4 separate regions of the Mus musculus genome follow, and regions 2, 3 and 4 are each linked to region 1. The links are chromatin loops, found by intact Hi-C in ENCODE. Cell type or tissue: heart. All regions are shown on one strand.

Region 1 (5,000 bases):
CTTCCTGTGAAACTAGAGCTCATCTAAAAGCAACAAAAAAAAAAAAAAAAAAAAAAAAACCACAGAAGTTTCTGACACTCTCAGCCCCACACAGCCTCCAGCATACATTTTCCTTTCACAATAAACAACGCACAACCAAAAAGGTTCCCTGTTTCAAAATGGAATCATAGATGAAAGAAACTGTACCGATGTCCTGAACAGTAAAGACTATATATATATATATATATATATATACATACATATATATGTATACATATATATGTATATATGTATATATTTTCTTAATAAAGATGAGTTTACAGGGATAAAAATCAAACTCTTCAATACTGAATCCTCCCTGGAGTTCTGGTTCTTTCCCCAGTAAAGGTTTCAACATCACCCATGTGCTTGTCCTAAGTGTGCTCCAGCAGAGCCTATTGTTCACTTGTTAGCCTTATATTATCTAGTAGCAAGGCAACTCCACATAAGACTAAGCAAACTTCCAAACCATACTATACACCCAGCAAAAGTAGCCAATGGTATAAACTGCATATTGGAGTAATACCCAGGGGCTCTGGAACTTGAAAAGCAAGATAATAAGTTAGAAAGAGTAATAAAAAAATAAAAGTCTTTCCTCTGAATTCAACTTTTGCAAACACAGAGTTGAAGAAAAATGGCCCAACCTAAATACAAAGCTCATCACCATAATAGTGATTATTAGCCATACATATAAATAAAACCCGAAGAAATCGCATTCAGGGTGCTGAGGGCCGTGTACACACACTGACTGAACTCACCACTTTGTCCATGAGTTTCCAAGTCTTCTCCACAGTCCTGCGGTCAGCTGCAGCTTGCTTTGGGGGTCCGACTGCATCCTGAATAGCATCAATAATCCCCAAAATGCGACCTTTGCGGGGGTTTCCTCCTCGACCACCAGGATTTCTGCCATTCATAGAATTTGCCATCTGGAATCTTAGTCCTTTTTGCAAGATAGAATTTCAAGAGAGGAAAAGTTAGCTGGATATGAAAGTATTTCCCCAACAGGAACCTGAACTGAACAGGCTCACTTGTACCCATTAATGATATTCTCCGCTGTCTCTGTGACAAAGCCCAGGGTCCCAGATTCAACTTTTTAGTAACCCTGAGTAAGGGCATCCTCCAAGTTAGGAGCCATGACACAAGATTTGCTCTTACAATACTAAAAGTTAAAGATGCATCCTCTGCCCGTGTTCTATGAAGCTACAGCTCAACATCATCAACAAAACAACTTTTAACAGGTAAGAACACAATGTCGTCCCCCCCCCCCCTTCTGCTGTAATCCAGATTCGAAATACTAGAGCTGCAACTCCTAAAATTCACGTTGGGAGCCTCACTTCAGTAGCCTCCTTCACGCTGTTTGATTTCGCCAAGTTATTACATAAATGCAAAGTACTCCACACACGCAAAAGGGACACGTCTCTTGTCAACAAAGGCGGAGGACTTGGATACCCCCCCCGCGCGCCCCGCGCGCGCGCGTCCCCTCTCCATTCCCCCAACACCCCCCCCCCCCGCAAAAGCCAGCAGCTGCGGACACACAAATAGTTCTTTAAAGCAGTGAGGTGAGTAGTTTTTCCCTAGAGCCAAATAAACAAACCAACAAGCAACCCCTTCTTAAAAAGCGGTGAGAACCCGGCAAGGGCGGGCACGCACCGCGGAGTTCACTTCTCCGGTGGTCCCTCTTCTGCCTACCCGGTATCAAGTGGTCCAAAGCTTTGTTTCAGAACGTCTGTACCCTTTCCAGGCTCGGGCCTCTAGCCCGCCACTCAGGGGTCTGGGAAAGAGACGAGGAACTCAGCAAAGATAAAGTAGCCCTAGACCCCGTCCTGGCTTCCCAATCCCACAGCCTGCCCGATCTAGCGCCAGTAGCACGCACCTCCCACCGGCGGCGATCAGCCAGAGTCCGCTCCCTCCCGGGCCCCGGGCCAGCCAGGGACTGCTGTTTAAATCCCCACTTGGCTCAGGCCCGCAGCGGCGACAGCAGCTGGAAGCTAGGGCTGTCCCCTCTCCCTGATGGCCCGCGCCCAGCTGCAGGGCCCCCGAGCCAGCAAGAGACGTCCAACCCCGGGATGACCCATTCCTTCCTCTACTCGGGTCACCGCGGCCGTCCCGAGCCACGCGTGATCGCGGGTCCCACTCCACACACACACGCTGCCCTGGCTGGGGTGGCTCGGGTGGGGACTCTGTGGAATCGCCCTAGGAGAGCGCTCCGGGGAAGGAGCCACCGAGATCTAGGAACACCGAGACGCGGGGACGCGGCAATTACCGTGCAAAAAGCTCCACGCCCGCCCGGCAGTCCCGCGCCACACTCGGGAGGCCGCCGCAGCGCCCGCCGGAGGAGGAGACCACTCACTGGCCACCCCACCCCTGAGCCATCCCCGGAGACCAAGGCGTGGGGCGGAGCTAAGGCGGAGCCTTGAGTCTTCGAACCAATCCTGAGAGGCTGCTTTCTGCCAGACAGCGGGCGGAGCCAATGGGCGGGACGAGACGCTCCTCCCGCGCTACCCCCCAGTCCACGTCCTCCACGGTACACAATGGCCCCAGAGGAAGGCCCACTCCACTGCGTCCCACTTGGAGAAGAACTCGTTGGGAAATGGACCTAGGCTAGCCTGGAACAAAAGTGGAACGAGGAAAGGAACTGAAAAAGTAGCAGCAAGGCGCCGGGGAGCTAACCAATGAGGGGTGCGCAGGTGGGCGTGAGCGCCCCGAGCGGGAGTCTAAGCCAACTGGGGCTAAAAGGCGGGACTTCCTGCCTCACTCACCTTCCTAGTCTTTGTTTCATAGCAACAGAGTAGAGGCTGCCAGGGTGGTGCTGCTTTTCAGCTCTGGGCGGGTCCCAGGCTTAAGAAATTCATCTCCCTAGGGCTGCCAAACTGCTACCCAGGAGAGCAGCCAAATAGGTCCAAGACCATGTTTCTTGTTGACTGTCAAATAAAGAGCAGCAGTCCCATAGCTCCTAAGATGAAGGTTACCCTCACATAGAGTAGGCTAGGAGTAAAACCCGAGTGCCAACTAAAACTTCCTAAATTTCTGAAATGTTTCCCTTTTACTATTAGTTCTAGAAGGATTCCAGATCAAACATCAGGCTGATGAGAAAGCAAATACTTGACAACTCTCAGCTAAATAGTCTCTGTAAATCGTCCCAGGACAGTAAAAACTCCACACAATGGGGATTACTAATCTGTTTGACACCTTTATATTCCAAACAAGTTTTCCCCTGGATTCCAGTAAAGAACTCTGCTGTTGGATTTTTGCCAGAGTCACTTTTCTTCTATGTAGATGAATCTTCATTTTAATGACAACCCTGTTTCTGCCATCCTCTTCCAGTGTTCGTCTCTTTCTGGGCTCCGTCCTTGATAGCCGTGTAAAAGAAAACAGTCTGGTAACGCTTACAGTGAAATGCCAGGGCCCTTCTGTCATCAGAATCACACATTAGACAAGTTCCATGATTCTCTCTATTTGGTTCACCATGCTCGTACCATTTGCCCCAGGTTTACATACCTGGGAGTGATTTCCTCTGTCATTGGTAGTATGGATACACCTCACACCTTGAGCTCCTGGGTGTAATACTTTGCACTTTTTAAAAATGTCATACGTGCATACATGCATAAGCATACATATGTACATACATACATACATACATATAAGCATTTTCTAACCAACTATCCTGATAAATGTGTCTCAGTGGTTCTGCCAATCCCTAATAAGTATTTTAGTGCTACAATTATTACTGTGAAGGCTCCTGAGTGGTCATAGAATGTCCTGCAATCCTAAATTCAGATTGTTATGATTTTCATGTAATGGAAACAACCAAAATGTGACCCTTTAGGCAATCAGGCAGTAAAGTACAAGTCTGGAAGTAATATTTTCTTTCATTATTTCTGTACTAATAATTAAAAAGTAGTTTCTTGTTTTATATATGTAGATGGTGCAGGCTTCTCCATAGCCCCTCCATATCTCCCTTATTGCTTGTAACAGTAGCTATGGTTGCTAAGTGGAGACAGTATTTAAAAAGAACTCTGTGGTTACATCCTCTATGTGTATAAAATGCACCTTTAAAGTCAATTCCAAAAGAAACTGGCACTATGTGTAGAAGATTTTGCTATGCCCAACCTTATACTGTATAATTAAATGTGTTGCTTATCTTCATATTTGAATAAATGTAAAATGGAACAAAATACATATACAATACAGTTCCTTTTGAACTGCAGTTTGCTGAAGGCAATGACACTAAAAAAATAGAATGGCCTGCGGAGCAAAGTGCATCATGGAGATACAGTGACAAGCCTCATTATGTTCTGCTCCTCTGCTCTGGCTGGGACACAGGTATAACAAATATCTCTGGGGCTGCCAAACTTTTCTAACCAAAGCAACTAAAAACTGGTCTAAGATAGTGTTTATGTAGGCTGACAAAAATAAAAATCTGTTAGTTGAGGTTCTCTAAAGGAGCAGAAGTGATAAGATATATGTGTGTGTGTGTGTGTGTGTGTGTGTGTGTGTGTGTGTGTGTGTGTATTATAATATATAACACAACATACATATATGTAAAAGGCTATTTATTAGACTGACTCACATTATGTGGTCTGGGTAGTCAGACAAATTCTTTCTCACACTCAGAGGCTGAGAATCCAAGAGTTTCTCAGCCCACAAGGCTGATGTCTCATTAATCCCAATCTGGTGCTAAAGGTCTGACAGTTCCTGGAGAGCTGCTGTTAGGCAATCTGTGTTAGAAAATGGAGGAAGCTGGCTCTGATGTTAGAAAAGGGGTGCTGCAGCAACAGACTGGAGGACCCACCAGCAAGAATAAAGGCCTATGTGCAAAAAGCAAAGTTTTTAACAGCCTACACGTAGGATGGTTCCTCCCACTTCAAATAGTCTAATGAGAAAAATACCTCACAGGATGGAGAGATGGCGCAACGGTTAAGAGCACTTGTTCTTGCAGAGGATTTTGGTTCAGTTCTAGGCACTCACGTGGTAGCTTACAA
Region 2 (5,000 bases), 110 kb before region 1:
TAAGGGATTTTCGTTCATAAGTATACTGAAAGTCAAGGTTATTGTCATTAAATGTCATTTTTAGTAAAACATGACCATAATGTTATTGCTGGTATAACTAGTTCAATAAAAGTGACTAGAACTCACAGTTACTCCTTTTGAAAATTTTTTATATTGTAGAGCTTAATAAAAGTTTAAAAGTGCACAGTAATGACTATTTTAACGAAAAAGTCTGCAAAATGTTGATGACAAAAGAAAAACCTTCTTTAAATGAAGTGTCTACAAACAGCATAGTAATCAATATTAGAAAATTCTGCTAGACAAGGAGAAAATTGGAGTTATAGGACAGAATATTCTCACACAGTAACAAACAGAGCAAAGAGTTTCTTTGACTTAGGAAGGAAAAAAATCTAGTACTCCACACAAAAGGCAGCCTCAATTTAGCTTTACACAAAATAACAGAAATGAAGTACTCTGAAGTAGTAATAGTTTATACACATATTTTAAGAGTGCCTTTATGTTTTAGTAATGCTTTCTGATGCTGGGATGTGTCTGCTCTATGTAATTATGGTCATAAAATTGCAGCTTAGGCATGAGCAACACACTGAAGGCACCACTATTGCTATTGGTTCGTCTTAAGGTAAACCGCAAACTATGAGATCATTAGCCTTACTCGCCTGCTCTATGCCCATGGTATGCTCTATGCCCAGACAGTTTCTAGTTATGAAATTTGCAAGTTGAAAGAATTGCTCATACTTACAAGCCTTCCCTGCTACCATCAATCAGGGCTTGGAACAGGGGCTTGTTATGAGGTATGGTCTGTAGGATATTGCCGTCCCCAGTCACATAGCCAATGGCCCATTGTCCCAGCCGAGTGCAGCTTAACCGGAAAATGTAACTACGAAACATGGTAAAAAGATGTTCGTTCAAACTCAAGGAGGCATGCCAACCAGTAAACAGTTTGTTAATATTTTGTCTTCTTGAGCAGCATCATTTAGAATTCCTGATAGAAATTTCAATCCTTTTCCACAATCTAACACTACTGTACCTTAGTGTTATCAATCTGTGTAAGAAACACTGATAATAATTCTTGTTCATTTAAGTATCTCCAGAGTTCTATTTAAAATAAATGAGGCTGGAAACTACCAAGAGATTTATTACCGCCCTCAAAGAGATGTGTGGGGATGTGGCTGCTGTGATAGAGCTGTGACATAAATCATCTTTGGAGAAGGATAAAATGAAGCAAATAGCTAAATAATTAATTTATCCACCATGGAAACTGAAACAGGAATTCAATATATTACTTTACCATTTAGGCATTAAAATTTGGTCATAGACTTGTTTAATGTTTTCTTGCAAGCCTTTCAGTGATTCATCTTTAAACAAATTTCAAAGGAGCTGAACTATATCAATTACAAAGCACATGTGATACATTCATAGCTTCTACACAACCTGCCATTCAAATATTTTCCAAAGGCAGCGAACATAATTCAAACACCGGTCATTCAAATGAGTGATAAATCTCTTAAATTAATTTCCAATAAAGGGAGATACTGGCGTTGATTTAAATCCATCATCATTTATTTATTTCAGTACATTATCCCACTTTGTAGGATTGAATGCCACTCAATCTTGCCATCAAGATATTGGGATCTGGACTATACAATCTGTCCGTCAATCAGACCAAAAGTCATCTTAAGACCTACTGGCTATATTTAAGTTGTTATATGAATGCATACATCAGGGGGAAAAGCAAGAAAAGTTTCTCATGTTTTAGTTATTGATAAATAGAGTGCACTAAAAAAAACTTCACATGCTGCTATAGTTTATCATACAGGATGGTTTGTTGCTACATTTAATAACCTCATATGGTGAAGGGTACAATTACATGTCAGTTAACAAGAAAATCAGGCTTTGAACAAAAAGGGAGTTTGTTCAAAGAGTTCTCAGAAGGGGATTTTCAAATTAGTATAAACTGATGCCCCTAAGTGACCCTAATGATAAAGTATTTACATATAAATTACTAATACTATTAATCAGAAACAGGAAAATATTTCCACTCAAATCAGACAAATGCTACATAATGAAAATTGTTCTCAGATAATATAGAGTGTCTAATTATAATTTGGAAGATCACTTGTTACATTAAGGAATGAACTGGAGAAATGGCCCAGCAGTTAAGGACACTTGCTGTTCTTGAAGAGGACCTAGGCTTGGCTCTCAGCAACCACACCAAGGTGTTTTACATCCCGTGCAACTCCAGTTCCAGGATATGTGATCCCCTCTCTGACCTCTAGGGAGACCTGCATCACACTGTGTTCATACCTAACACTCAGTAAATCATTCTTCCCAATTAGAAAAACTTACTAAAAAGTGCACATAATACTTTCAAATAAAGAACAAAATGTAGAAATCTCAGAGATGGTGGGGCCTATGTATTTTAGAAAACACGTTGAATGTGATGCTAAAAGAAAATTCAAAAATTCACCACTTAATATTTATATATTACATATAGTATGATATGTATCATATTACACATTTTATTTATTTATTTATTTTTTAAAGTGATTGCCTATTTATGCATCTTGAATATTTGTGAAATTCCTGCATTGTTTCATGATGGCATTTCTAAAACCAGTCATTACTGAGGAGTTCAAGCCCTCCCTACAAAGTGTGCCATTAGTAACACATTGTGAGGGCCACAGATGACACTTAAGAGCGATTTATTTCTCTCAGCATTCTGCTCGATTCCATTTGCCCAACACTGTTTAAGTCATTGGCTGCTGACCCCTGCGGGTCTCACCTCCCTTAGGAAGAAGTAAAGTTACTTTCAGCTGTTGTACCTTGTTCTGCAAACTGGTGTGATTAACATAATCTGATAGATCTGTGTCATAACGTAGCTCATGGTTGAAAGCCACCCTTAATACTAAAAGGCACGAAAAGATGATTTTCTTAGATTCCCACTTCTTTGGAAGGGTGCTGAATATCAAATGCAGGCCCTTCTGCATGCTCAGTAAACATTCTTTTAGGGCAAAAAGCTAATGATTTATTAGTCTTATATTTATTTATATATAATATATAGTATGATATATATCATATTACATATTTCATTTTATTTATTTATTTATTTATGACAGATAAATCACTACTGAAGGAACCACAGTGTCCTTGGAATGGAATTAAATGTTTTATTTTTAAATGTGAGGCCAGAGGACAAATACTTTTGACGAGAAAGGGCTGCTTAGATGGATATTTTACAAAGCGAGTGAATATCTGTTCATAAGGAGGTTTTCTATGTATTTTAAATAGTAAAAGCACACTGCACGTACTATAATTTGCTTTCTAGTATTGGTTTCATTGAATGAACTTTGAATGAAGCAAAATGATTCATCTAAACTTTGGAAAATACGAAAGTTAACTGACCACTGCTCTGGGTCAGCAGAGTCATGTCTGTAGGTTTTACAGAGAGGGCGTCAATTGGACTCTGACTTTTTTTCATACCACTAGCTTCTTTAAATATGTCATATTAAATCTTTAGGAACATGAGCATTTTCATTATCAGAGAAGGAATTAAAACTCTTGGCTTTGACTTGAGAAAACTGTGTCAAAGGCCAAGCTTAATTATTCTAAGTCAAATAAAGATGACTAGCAGAAATATAGACTTAAAAAAAGAAAACATTTTCTCATAGAAATGGAACAGTCTAATGGTACAGTGACCAACTCTAAAACGTAAAGTCTTCCAGGGAGTATCTCTGATGTCACTGATATTGTCCCCAGGACTATGCTTAGGTATTATTGACTATTTCTTAGATGTCATTGATTGTGTGCCTAACACATATTTAGGTGACACATGTGTGAACATCCTCTGAGCTGAGAAAGATAGATTTTTCCAGTCTCTTATTTGCCCGTGAGGAATGATTTCTTGGACGATGCCAGCAGAACTGACTAGAAACCAAGCCCTCTGATAGTCACTTGGGTTAGTAACTTGAAAAGCAAAACATAACACTTTGAAGATGTAAAGAAGTGGGTCATGCCAAACTGACAAGGGCATGGGAGTAGTTTGGAATGTAATCATAAATTCATATACTTTTATGTACTTATCTGAATATTCTGTTTAATCAGAGCTGCTACCTGAAACTACTCAACACTGTGCTAAAATAATGCACACATAAGTAAACTACTTACTTTTGTCTTAAGTACAATACTCAAGGGTTCAATTATACATACGTAAGTTTGAGCAGGAACACTGTGTACCCAACAAAACTACTGTGAAAACATCCCAGACAGATTTGAGAAAGAGAACTGAGGATTACAGAATCTTTAAACTTATTAAGCTCCTGACTTTTGACAATGTTAAAAGTCAACTTAAGGGCTCAATTAATATGCACCCTCTCAGTCAGTCTTCCTGCTTTCCCTACTACCTTGCCTTTGGAGGCTATGGGTAATTCTCAGAGCTGGGAACAGCAGGGCGTTTTCTCCTTAAGCAGATCGTCCAGATTAGTGCTTACCTTCCAGGCTTGGTGCTGTATTTCTGTAGCCGAGCTTTAACTTCATCATACGTGAGAAATGCCATGTATCCCGGGTGAGTCACAGCCAAGAAGTTCCAATTCCGTAAAATAGAGCCCCAGGGCTAAACACATAAATAAATGGAAAGCAATTACCCAGAGAACACACGCCGATGACACTGTTTCTCATGCTTAGGGAAAGAAAGGCTCTTTGATAATTTTTAAGTAAATATAAGTATTAGATCAACCTTTGTAAACAATGACAAATAGGCAATTGCTTTTTGGTTTTAAAGAAACATGTTTAAATAGAAAACATATTTCTTTGGAGTACAACAGAGAGGGCAAAAGGAAAACCAAGTAGACAGCCAATAGAGAATTTGTGATCACTACGAAATGAAAGATTGACCAACTGGCCTTCAGGTTGGATCCTTGGCTGTTTTTCTACATGTTGGCAGCACTGTTACTTGGCTTTTCTTGGTGTAGCCCCAATGGCCTTTCTACCAGTCTCAAATACAA
Region 3 (5,000 bases), 63 kb before region 1:
CTGTGGTTGAATTAGAGAAAGGCTGGAAGACTCCGAGGAGGAAGTTTACCCCATAGGAAGACCAGCAGTCTCAACTAATCAGTATCTCTCAGATACTGAGCCACCAACCAGGCAGCATACACTAGCTGGCCCAATGCCCCTGACACATATACAGCGGAGAACTGCCTGGTCTGGCCTCAGTAAGGGAAGACATGCCTAGCCCTTGAGAGATTTGGGGACCCAGGAAATGAGGAGACCTGGTGGGGTGTGGGGGAATGTGGGGGTGTGGGGACATCGTCTTGGAGATGGGCGAGGAGGAATGAGATGAGGAACTGTTGGAGGGTGGCAGAACGGGAGAGGAACAGAGACTAGACTATGAGGAAATATTAAATGTAATAGTAATAATAAATAATAAATATTCTCCCCACCTCAACACAGGCTTATGCTTCCTTGTCTAAAATCTTACCTTAGAAAAATGTCAGTTCTCTGTACATTCAGACTGGTGAACCATGCTTAGAAATTGTGATCTATGAACATGGAAGGCCACTCACCCTGGATCCCTTTATTCATTCAATAGATATTCGTTGAGAACTTGCTGGAGCCTGTTTCTACTCTACACCACTGCCACAGAGGGTGAAAGCTACCAGTCTCCCTGCTGACTGATCTACAGTCTAATAACTACTGGGAGAGCAAAACATACAACTCCGACTCACTGGGCTGCAGTTAGGGTGCTTCTGGACTACAGGAGGTCAAGGAGAGCCTGCTGCGCCCTGAAGCCTTTCTGACAGGGTTAGGAAGGCAGAAGAGAGGGAGAACATGACACATGAAAGCTGACAGTTCAGCAAAGAGAAAAAGCTTGCAGGAGTAGATGAGGCTGAGGATACAGCAGGTTTTGGAGCAGAAGTGACAGGCATGAAGGGACAAGGCTGGTAAAGCAGGAAGACCACACAACAGAAATAAAGTCATCTCTCCACCCAGGCCTGTCCATCTTCTCACCCAACAGTAGCTTGGAGCATCATCTGCAAATGTCACTGGGATTCCAGCAGTGAGGCGTGCATGGTCAGGGGCTAAGAAGGGACTTGCAGAAATTACTTCCATCCATTGTTTCACAACTAAGACCTTAATGACAAGGAACCCTTGGATCTTTATGCACACCTACCAACTTTGTTGAAGAAGCTTTCTAAAGTTTTAGATTGTAGATGGATTTTGAGGGGGAACACAAAGCAAACCTCCGTGTCTCTGCTAGAACTCATTCTACAGTTAACAGACCAAGAAAGCAAGCAGATGAAAACAGTAACACACAGAGAGAGGCACACAGAGCAGGTGTTCTGCCTTGAAGACGTTCAGCCCAAGGTGTTATCACCATCTTAAAGAGCCTGAGATAACACCACCACCACCCCATTCCCAATATACTTCTGAAAAGATGTGTCTTCATTTCAGATACCACAGTAATTCTCTCAGTTCCAGTTATGAGTCAACAGACAAACATCTAGTGTGGTGAAGAAATCCTTTTCTTCATGACTGAAAATAGAATACTCGGCTGAACACAATCAAGTGCAAACACACAAGAGCAGCCTATCACGTACCCTTGGAGAGGCTCCAGGCAGGGAATGTCTTCTAAGCTCTCAAGTACACACCCAGCCTAACTCTCTAAGTTATGGTCTAGATTGTTCTTTAAAAAACAGAATGTAGCTGAGTATTGTAGTGTTTCACTAAGAGTTTTGTGTCTCCTATATACAGTTCTTGTGTCACTCTATAGCACAAAACTCCAATTTCTAGACGGCTGTTGATTGTCTTGTATGGAAGTGTAGTGCTGGCATGCGCCTGCACTAGTGTGCAACCAGAAAGGACAGGAAGTGTGCTTGTTGCATCTAAATTTTCCTCACCAAGGTCGAGCTTCATCAGTGTTCTTCCAATAAGACAACTAATGCTTACCACAGAGAATGACATATGTCATCATTTAGAAACCATTGTACACCAAGGGAGAAAGAAGGGACGCTAAACACTGCAGTGTGGATATTGCTTCAATAAATGTCTGACAATACTGCTCAACACTGGGTGCCCAGGCCAGCAATATCCCCAGCAGTTCAGAGCTACAGACATGCAGAGTCTGAGGCCCCACCTCAAAGCTACTAAGTCAGGGCGCGGATTTAATACGATAAGTCTGACATCGGAAAAATCACTGGTTAGACAGGAAGTCAAAAGAATTTACAATTTTCACTTAAATCTTTCATTTTCTATCATTCTTCTTGTAAGACTGCATATAAAGTAGCCTCAGGTCTAAGACCCTGAAGATATGTGAGAGGTTTCATTTGGCCCTCCTTCACTCCACAGCTATCAGCCCCTTGGTGACACGGCCAGCAGGCTAGAAGCCCAATCACATCACCCGTGGGCGGTAACACGGTTGTTCTACAGTGTGTTAGTTTCAACTTGGGACTTCAAGGGCAAGGCTTACAGAACTTTCATTTGTCACCCCTCTTGCTCAATCGCCAGAGAGACTCACCACAGGACTTGAAGGCCTTGTCCTGGGACAGTCTGTACTTTTTACTTTTGTAAATACCAGCATCAGATGGCTGATCCCCAAATCACCACACCCCAGTTTAATCCTGTAAGTCTCTGCTGGGTGATACTTCAGAACCTTCTGATAAAATACCATTGTGGGATGTCAGAGAAAGGACTGGGAAATGTCTAGCTTCTCTCCGACTGGCAGAGGGCATGCATTCCTGCTCTGGGGTTCCTGTGGCTCACCTACAGCTTTCTGAGGAAGGAGCAAATTCTCAATCAGCTCCATCACTTTCCATTACCATTTCAGATGCCTAAGTGCAAGGGATCCACCCAGTATGGCTGTTCCTAACCTTAGCCTTGCCAAAGAAGGAAAACAAGTGACATGTGGCAATGATACATGAAAACTGTCACCTGTAAATGCACACCTACTTTCTTTCCTAGACTTGACTGTTCCCACTATTATATTCCTTCTAGCTTAGTAATAAAGGGAACTTGGCAAGTTCCCCTGTCCCTGCTTACCCCTTCCAACAAATGTCCTGGGAAAATGTCAATCAAGCTCTGCTACCGTACTTTGTCCGGAGGACAATAATCAAGAGAAAGACGTTAGTGTAGCCTATGGTGGAGTGGGGGACACACAAGAGTCAAAAGAGACAAGAGAGTAGCAGAATTTGAAATCAGCTGCTAAGAAATCCTAAGGGAGGTGCCAGTCCATTTTACAGCTAAAAGAGAGAATGTGAAAGGCAGGAAGACATTCTTGGTAGAGCTAGCTTAGAGCAATAAATCAAGGGTAAAACTAACTAAGCCTCCGCCAGTCAGCCGTGCAGGAAGCACAGCTAGGAATATAAAGCAACTGGTGAAGTCTTCTATAAACCACTGGGTCCAGATGCTTTTATTTACAGGACTCTCAAATGCTCAACAATGGAAATAAGGGAAAGTGACACAGGAGTCCTGTTTATTTCTCCATCAAACACGTGAGCATGGGACCTATAATCTCTTTGTCACTACAGAATGCTTTCATGCTGCAAGAACAAGGCTAGAGGCTGCAGGGGAAGAATGTGTGCCTTAACTGAGGAGAGATTCAGCCTCACAGAAGACTCTCCGATGCCCGTTCTATCCACCAGTGCCAGTCCTGGGCACAGGCAAGCCCTGGGTGGGTTCCCAAGTGTCCAGCAGAGCTCTGGTGTACTTCCACAGTCGTGGAATCCAGTTAGGTACAAACACAAGTTCAGAGAAAGAGCTGAAAGAAAAATGTCAAAGTCAGCTCCACCACACCCAAATTAAGTATGCCCTGCTAGCAACTGGTTGCTATTTCCCTATGAAACAGCAGCTCATGACTTTTCAACTTGGCAACCGACCTGTTAGATGTCAGAAAAGGTCACAATGGGGTACACGTGCAGAACTGAAGAGTGAGACTTGTAAGAAAGCACACATCTAACTCATTAGGCATTTAACACAAAACACACACTTGTGGGGAGATTAAATTGTAAGTTGCCAAAGTATTTGAATTTACTGTGGGTTTTGTTTTTGATCAATTTTGAATATGATGTAAAACTTCTAGCAATGTTAGTAGAACAATCATTATTTTAACAGAGTGCCACATTAATTAACTTCTTACCAGAAGTCAGACTTGCTAACTGAATACCTCAAATATCCAAAAATCCTTGCTGGGAAGTTATATTCCTTCAGAGATTGCAGATATTTACAAATTCTTTTGCAATCTTCTGTCAGGACACTTTTAGTTTCAAAGCTGTAGACAGAAGTAACCTCAGAAGTAATTTGCTTCTATTTTCATAGTATAGACGTACAGCTGTAAACTCAGAAATTCTGTGACTGGTCAACACAATGTCCCTAAACAGCTGAAGACTAGCACGGACTGGATGAGCCTCCAGGTGCACTGAGGTCACACTTACTCTGCTATTGTTTCCTGGCAAAAGGAAAATGCTTTCTTGTGAGCTAGCCTATTAAAAAGACACAACTCATTTTTTAAGTGCTCAAATTGTTAGAAGCAGGCATCATGTACACATATGACGATGTATTTAAAATATGTGTATATTCTATTGAACAAGAATGCATACATGTGCATCCATGTTCCACAGCCCAGCAATCTTACTCAGAGATAGATAGATAGATAGATAGATAGATAGATAGATAGATAGATAGATAGATAGATAGAAAGAAAGAAAGAAAGAAAGATAGATAGATAGATAGATAGATAGATAGATAGATAGATAGATAGACAGACAGACGGATATCCATCATAAATATGTGTGCGTTCATCAAAAAAAATAAAACCAACAAAAAACAAACAAACAAAAACCACACAAGCACATTGATAACACTACCCAAGACCAATGTCTATCAACAGCACAGAGAAACCGAATGTGGCAGAATTCTGCATAGTATCAAAGGTGAGCCAACTGCAACCAATGACATGCTGCAGCAAAGAAAGCATCTCATAAACAATGCTCAGCAAGGTCTCAGAGAGGGGAGACAGACGGATCCATTTTTCTCTTTCA
Region 4 (5,000 bases), 150 kb before region 1:
ATTTAAAAATTACTATACTAAATTAGTAAGAGCCAAAGAAACTGGGATTTGTTCACAGTTTATACTTGATGAGCAAGCGTGACTTTCCCTCAGCTAGCTCAGCGGGCACGTGGCTCTCCCAGGGTAACACTCTCCGTTATCGTCTTTGCAGGAGCACTCATCAGCACGATTAACAAGAGATAGCTGGTTCTTGCTGTAATCAGGGAAAGCGTGGGCTGCAGTGCATCACTTAGCCTGGGTAGTAACTCCGCCCACCAGCATCCCTTTGGAGGCACAACTCTTGGTTTCCAAGAATTTCTTTCTCTACCTCTGTGAGACACCTGGGAAGCGTTTTCAACTCCAAAGATGGAAACTCTACTCATAAAATACTTTAAGTCGACTGAGCTGGCCTCAAGTGGAAGCAGCACACTGAGTAAAGATGGCGTGGATGACTGATGGCCTTGCAGTCTCCTATCTGTCAGTCATCAGGAGGCCCCAGGCAGCTCAGCCACTAACAGTGTCTGAACAGAGCTGAGCAACTTGGAGCCAAGCACAGCTCCAGGAATACTATGCAAGAAGAATGCAGGCCAGAAAATAAGTTCAGAAAATAAAGCTAATAGATTGACATGTCAGTAAGATGCAAATTATATAAATGTTACTGTAACTGTATTAAGTTTCATGCATGCAAAGCCATGATTTTGCTTAGAGACAAACATATTTCAAAACATGTAAGCCATTATCAATAATTCTTATAAAAGTCAATGTGACTGGCACTTTGAAGACCAATAATGCTCCTATTATAATGAGGGGAAAAAGAAAAAGAAAACACAGCAAAATAAAACAACAAAACCCAGTGATCTTTGTATTCTTAGCTCATGCAAGAGAAGGTATTTGCTCAAAAAAGAAGTTAACAGAAGTAACGTTAAGGCTTCCCCCCCATTGTATTATGATTTCAGTAGAAGTATATTACATATCAAGAAGGAAAATGAATATAAATTATTCTAGCCTTCACATTATGAAGAAAAATTCTTAAGCAGGTTGACCTAGTACCTTAATATTAGTTTCTAAGCACTAATATTTCTTCATGATATATATGCTTGGACCTTTTGAAATTCATTAAAATATCTTAGGGGAAATGCATGAATTAATCATCATTATATGTAACGTATAGCTCCTTTTTATTAGATTGTAATTTGGCCTTTTGTGGGGGTGGGGAAGAAGGCAACAAAATCTTTTATGTGGAAGCAATGAAGGAAATATATAGGAACTACAGGCTAGGCAAGGAACAGGATTTTTAACCAATCACATACTATTGAACCGCATAGAAACAACCCCCACGTTTGACAGCATGACGATGCTTATGCCGATGCAGGATGATACAGAGATGCTCATCTTCTTACCGAACAGGAGCTTTGACATTATGGCAATGAGATGGTTGTGAATTCAGGGACACAGGATGGGATGAAGGAATCTTGTATTCATCGTCATCATCTTCTACCGTGTCTCTAGTTTTCTCTGAGAGACAATTTGCTAATGGACCAGTACACCTACCAAGAGGGAAAAGAAAATCCAATCTGGTTTAAGCATCATAAATACCAGAGCAGGAAGGTCTGATGTGACATAGAACAATGAAGAAACTGCTTTGTCACTGGAAGTTTTCAACTGTAAACTGTTCTTACATCCAATAGAAATGGAAGGCCTTGAAATGTTAAGATAAGATATTCATACCTGTGGTTTTTAAGGGTGAACTAAGAAAAAAATGAAAATTACGAAAATGAAAGGGTTTTATAAATAAAGCTTTAACATAAGATGTGTACAATTATTCAAGTCCAAGCTATTAAAATGTTAATTGCTCCCTCCCATGTACTGGAAATCAGCAAAAGTGATAAGGATACACTGAAATCAACTGGAAACAAGAGGTTCTTTAAAGGTTCAAACTGGTCTATGGCTAATACCCATAGTTTTAAAAAAGCCATACATGAGAGAAATTTAACTATCTTGTCAACTTATAACTGTAGTGCTAGAGTTCCTCCCACTGCAACAATTAAGAACGAAACGTGTCCACAATTAGAAGCCGATCATGACAGAAATAAATCTTTGAGATGGATTGTTTTTGTAACTCATGATACCTAAGTGTAATACCTAACTGCAACGAATAAAACACTTAGCGGGATACCGTGGTGGATTTGAGCATTTTACTTGATCATTTGGGAAAATATATAAAATAAAATTGAAAAGTACTCTACTTCCTGTGTGGGTTTTAATTTAACCTTTGCTACTGCCCAAGACAACAGTCCAAAAAAAAAAATGTTAAAATGCAACTTGGCCAACAGGTAGAAAGACAGCTAGTTTGCAAGACACTAGAAAAACTCGGATCCAAGCCACTTTAATTATTATAAACTTCACGGAAAATGTTCCCCCCCCCCCAAAAAAAAAAAAAAAACACAAAACAGTGTAATGTTCCAGCACATTCGGCAGAGGGAGCAGGAGCCCTCTGGTACGTGAGGCAGTCGATGCCTATGTGGCTTTTTGTCTTTTTTCTTTTTCCATTTTCATTTCTTCTCACCACAAAGTTTCATTTTCATTTTGTATTCTTCTCTCCGAGAGCTGAGTGTCCCTGTCTGAACTTCTTGGGACTAAAACATTTTTTCAGATTATTTTTTCCCCTCAAATTTTGGAACAGTTGCAGACTTTACCAGTCGTATCCCTCATGTAATCCTCAAAAAAGCTTTGGATTTTGGAGAACTTTCTATAATGATTTCACTTTTGGGTCAGTGTGGCTGAACACCCGTTATAATAGAAAAAAATGTCAGAGGTGTTTTGTATGTGTGTGTGTGTGTGTGTGTGTGTGTGTGTGTGTGTGTGTGTGTGTGTGCATGTATGTGTGTGCTCATATTTAAAGTTTCAACTGTATTCAGAGATCACGGAAAACCTTCCCTTGGGAGTTTTCAAAAGCTTATACTTTTAGTTTGTCTTTGAAGAAGTTTTCAGTATTGATTTTTAAAGCTCTGTTTGTTAAGAGATACTTCAGGATCCAAATGTCAGTTAATGGTAACCTGAAGCTTTGTTGTAGTAGCAGAGGGGTCTCTACACAGCCCAGAACACAGGCTATGAAATTCATAAACAAACAATAGTGTTATAGTCACTCTAGTTGAATCCTAGAAGACACACCTTGCAACTAAAGGTGACAAAAGTAAAGATGTTTCAAAATGATGACTTGATGGTGTTTTAATATGGTTAGGATAGAAATAACTGTATTTTCTTGCAAACACTAAATTCTTGGAGACAGACATCAATCTCACCAACCTCTGCAAAGACCAGGACGTCTCTATAGGCAGAGGAAGTGGGCCCTGCATGTTCCCATCCTCATCCTGCTCTGCTTCCAGTCTCAGTGAACACCATCTCTATACATACCACTTAAGTAAATACTTCAGAGACAAAAGGGACCTTTGACTTAATATTCAATAACTACATCAAGAGGTGGAAGTTCAAATCTGTCTTACAGGTTACTTCAATAATTTAATGATTTCCAAGAAGCACTTCACTCTGAAGGAAGAATACTTGTTTTTAATTTGCATAACATATAGTATGTATTGGGATGTGTGTGCTCATGCCAAGGTATGGATGGAGGTCAAGGACAACTTGTGGCAATCAGTTCTTACTCTCTCCTATCTTGCCGTTCCCAGGGATTCAACTCAGGTGATCAGACCTTGTAGCAAGAAACCATCTTGTCAGTGCAAGAAATAAACAATTAAAAAAAAAAACAAACAAACCACACCTGTTGTGGTTAGCTCTGGATGCTACCCTTCATTGACAGAAGATCTTGCCTGGCTAAATACCACTCACTCTTTTGTTAGTCAGAGAGCATCTGATGTAAATATGAAAGGCAATAATTATCTATCATTTTATCAAAAACTAAGGGTTCAGTTTTAGAAGCTACTAGTTAGACATTTTATTAGGTTGAATGGATCTTGGTGAGTTATAACTAGAAGTTAAGAAAGCTATGTGCCATTTGTATTGAAATATAAAAAATACATCCTGGTATTTTTTTTAAAGATTTATTTATTGATTATATTTAAGTACACTGCAGCCATCTTCAGACACTCCAGAAGAGGGAGTCAGATCTCGTTACGGATGGTTGTGAGCCACCATGTGGTTGCTGGGATTTGAACTCTGGACCTTTGGAAGAGCAGTCGGGTGCTCTTACCCACTGAGCCATCTCACCAGCCCATCCTGGTATTTTCTACTTATCATTTTAATAAAGTCTTGTAAGAAAGTTCACTATTTTCTCTTAGGTTAATGTTTTAATATTTATTAAAATTTTATCATAAAGAACTTGTAAATAAAAAAGTCAGAGAGATCAAGCTGACCCAAAGTCTATGCATTGTATCCAAACTTTTGTATAGCCTATGAGTCAACAGGTGTCAGCATAACTAGACACAGAGTCACTGTCTGTGTGTATGTTATCTAGATGGTGGACTTAGGGACATGGAGACTCAGTCAGTCACTGGTATATCTTAAGGGAAAGATATTATTTTCATTGTGTTCCTCCAGGGTCCCGGAGGAACAAAGTAGGACAGCTATCTGGCTGGCTCCAAAGGAAAGATACCAAGCCATTTGCATCCATTTACACACATTTACACTGTTATATGACTCCACATTCCTGCTACCTCTTCCATTCTGCTGCTGTTCCTGAGTCATAGCACAGGAGGTACATTTTTCCAGGTTGCAAAACCATTATCCCCTTAACTTGAAACTCATCTGAGCCTTCCTATCCTCATGGTGACTCACTGGCTTGAGTGTGCAGGCACATTCGCCATGTTGAGAAAGAGGTCTATTTCCATCACGGTGATACTTTCTGAGGCCACCTTTCAAAGCTGAAGGTTCACAAACATATTCCTCCCAAGAACTGCCTACTCCCAGAATAACCACAGGGCAGACTGACTGCACATGCCATTACCATTTACTTTGATAATGGACCTCAAATATCACCCTCTTCAAGTGGTTTTCATTCCTAATTG

Evidence for each region. Hi-C counts contacts between places; a loop is a spot of excess contacts. Peaks named below come from ENCODE experiments on the same cell type or tissue, not always from the same donor. Only the 100,000 strongest peaks of a DNase experiment are listed, where the experiment ranks them.
Region 2: a loop joins it to region 1, with 2.0 times the contacts of the local background. A loop is called at or near these places in 10 of 42 quality-filtered maps.
Region 3: it touches region 1 in a loop (2.4-fold over the local background); 5 of 42 quality-filtered maps call a loop at or near these places.
Region 4: it touches region 1 in a loop (2.7-fold over the local background); 14 of 42 quality-filtered maps call a loop at or near these places.

What each region holds. Positions count from the first base shown.
Region 1 is chr16:52,028,967-52,033,966 of GRCm38, reverse strand. Cblb (Casitas B-lineage lymphoma b) reads right to left here and starts at 2,418. Exons shown (of 18, transcript NM_001033238.1): 1 at 2,282-2,418; 2 at 777-958. The coding sequence starts at 944. In heart, a CTCF peak has its summit at 1,903; DNase peaks (open chromatin) are centred at 836, 1,956, 2,456 and 2,756; H3K4me3 peaks cover 2,902 bases; H3K27ac peaks cover 2,541 bases.
Region 2 is chr16:52,135,368-52,140,367 of GRCm38, reverse strand. Cblb (Casitas B-lineage lymphoma b) reads right to left here. Exons shown (of 18, transcript NM_001033238.1): 6 at 4,488-4,609; 7 at 740-877. Among named protein-coding and RNA genes, the nearest start is that of Gm23513, 33 kb to the right of the region's middle. In heart, a CTCF peak has its summit at 2,276; no DNase peak of the experiment used is centred here.
Region 3 is chr16:52,092,336-52,097,335 of GRCm38, reverse strand. All of the region lies in intron 3 of Cblb (Casitas B-lineage lymphoma b), which reads right to left. Among named protein-coding and RNA genes, the nearest start is that of Gm23513, 10 kb to the left of the region's middle. In heart, no CTCF peak of the experiment used is centred here; DNase peaks (open chromatin) are centred at 1,575 and 2,485; H3K27ac peaks cover 2,984 bases.
Region 4 is chr16:52,179,738-52,184,737 of GRCm38, reverse strand. Cblb (Casitas B-lineage lymphoma b) reads right to left here. Exons shown (of 18, transcript NM_001033238.1): 14 at 1,380-1,526. Among named protein-coding and RNA genes, the nearest start is that of Gm23513, 77 kb to the right of the region's middle. In heart, a CTCF peak has its summit at 2,468; no DNase peak of the experiment used is centred here.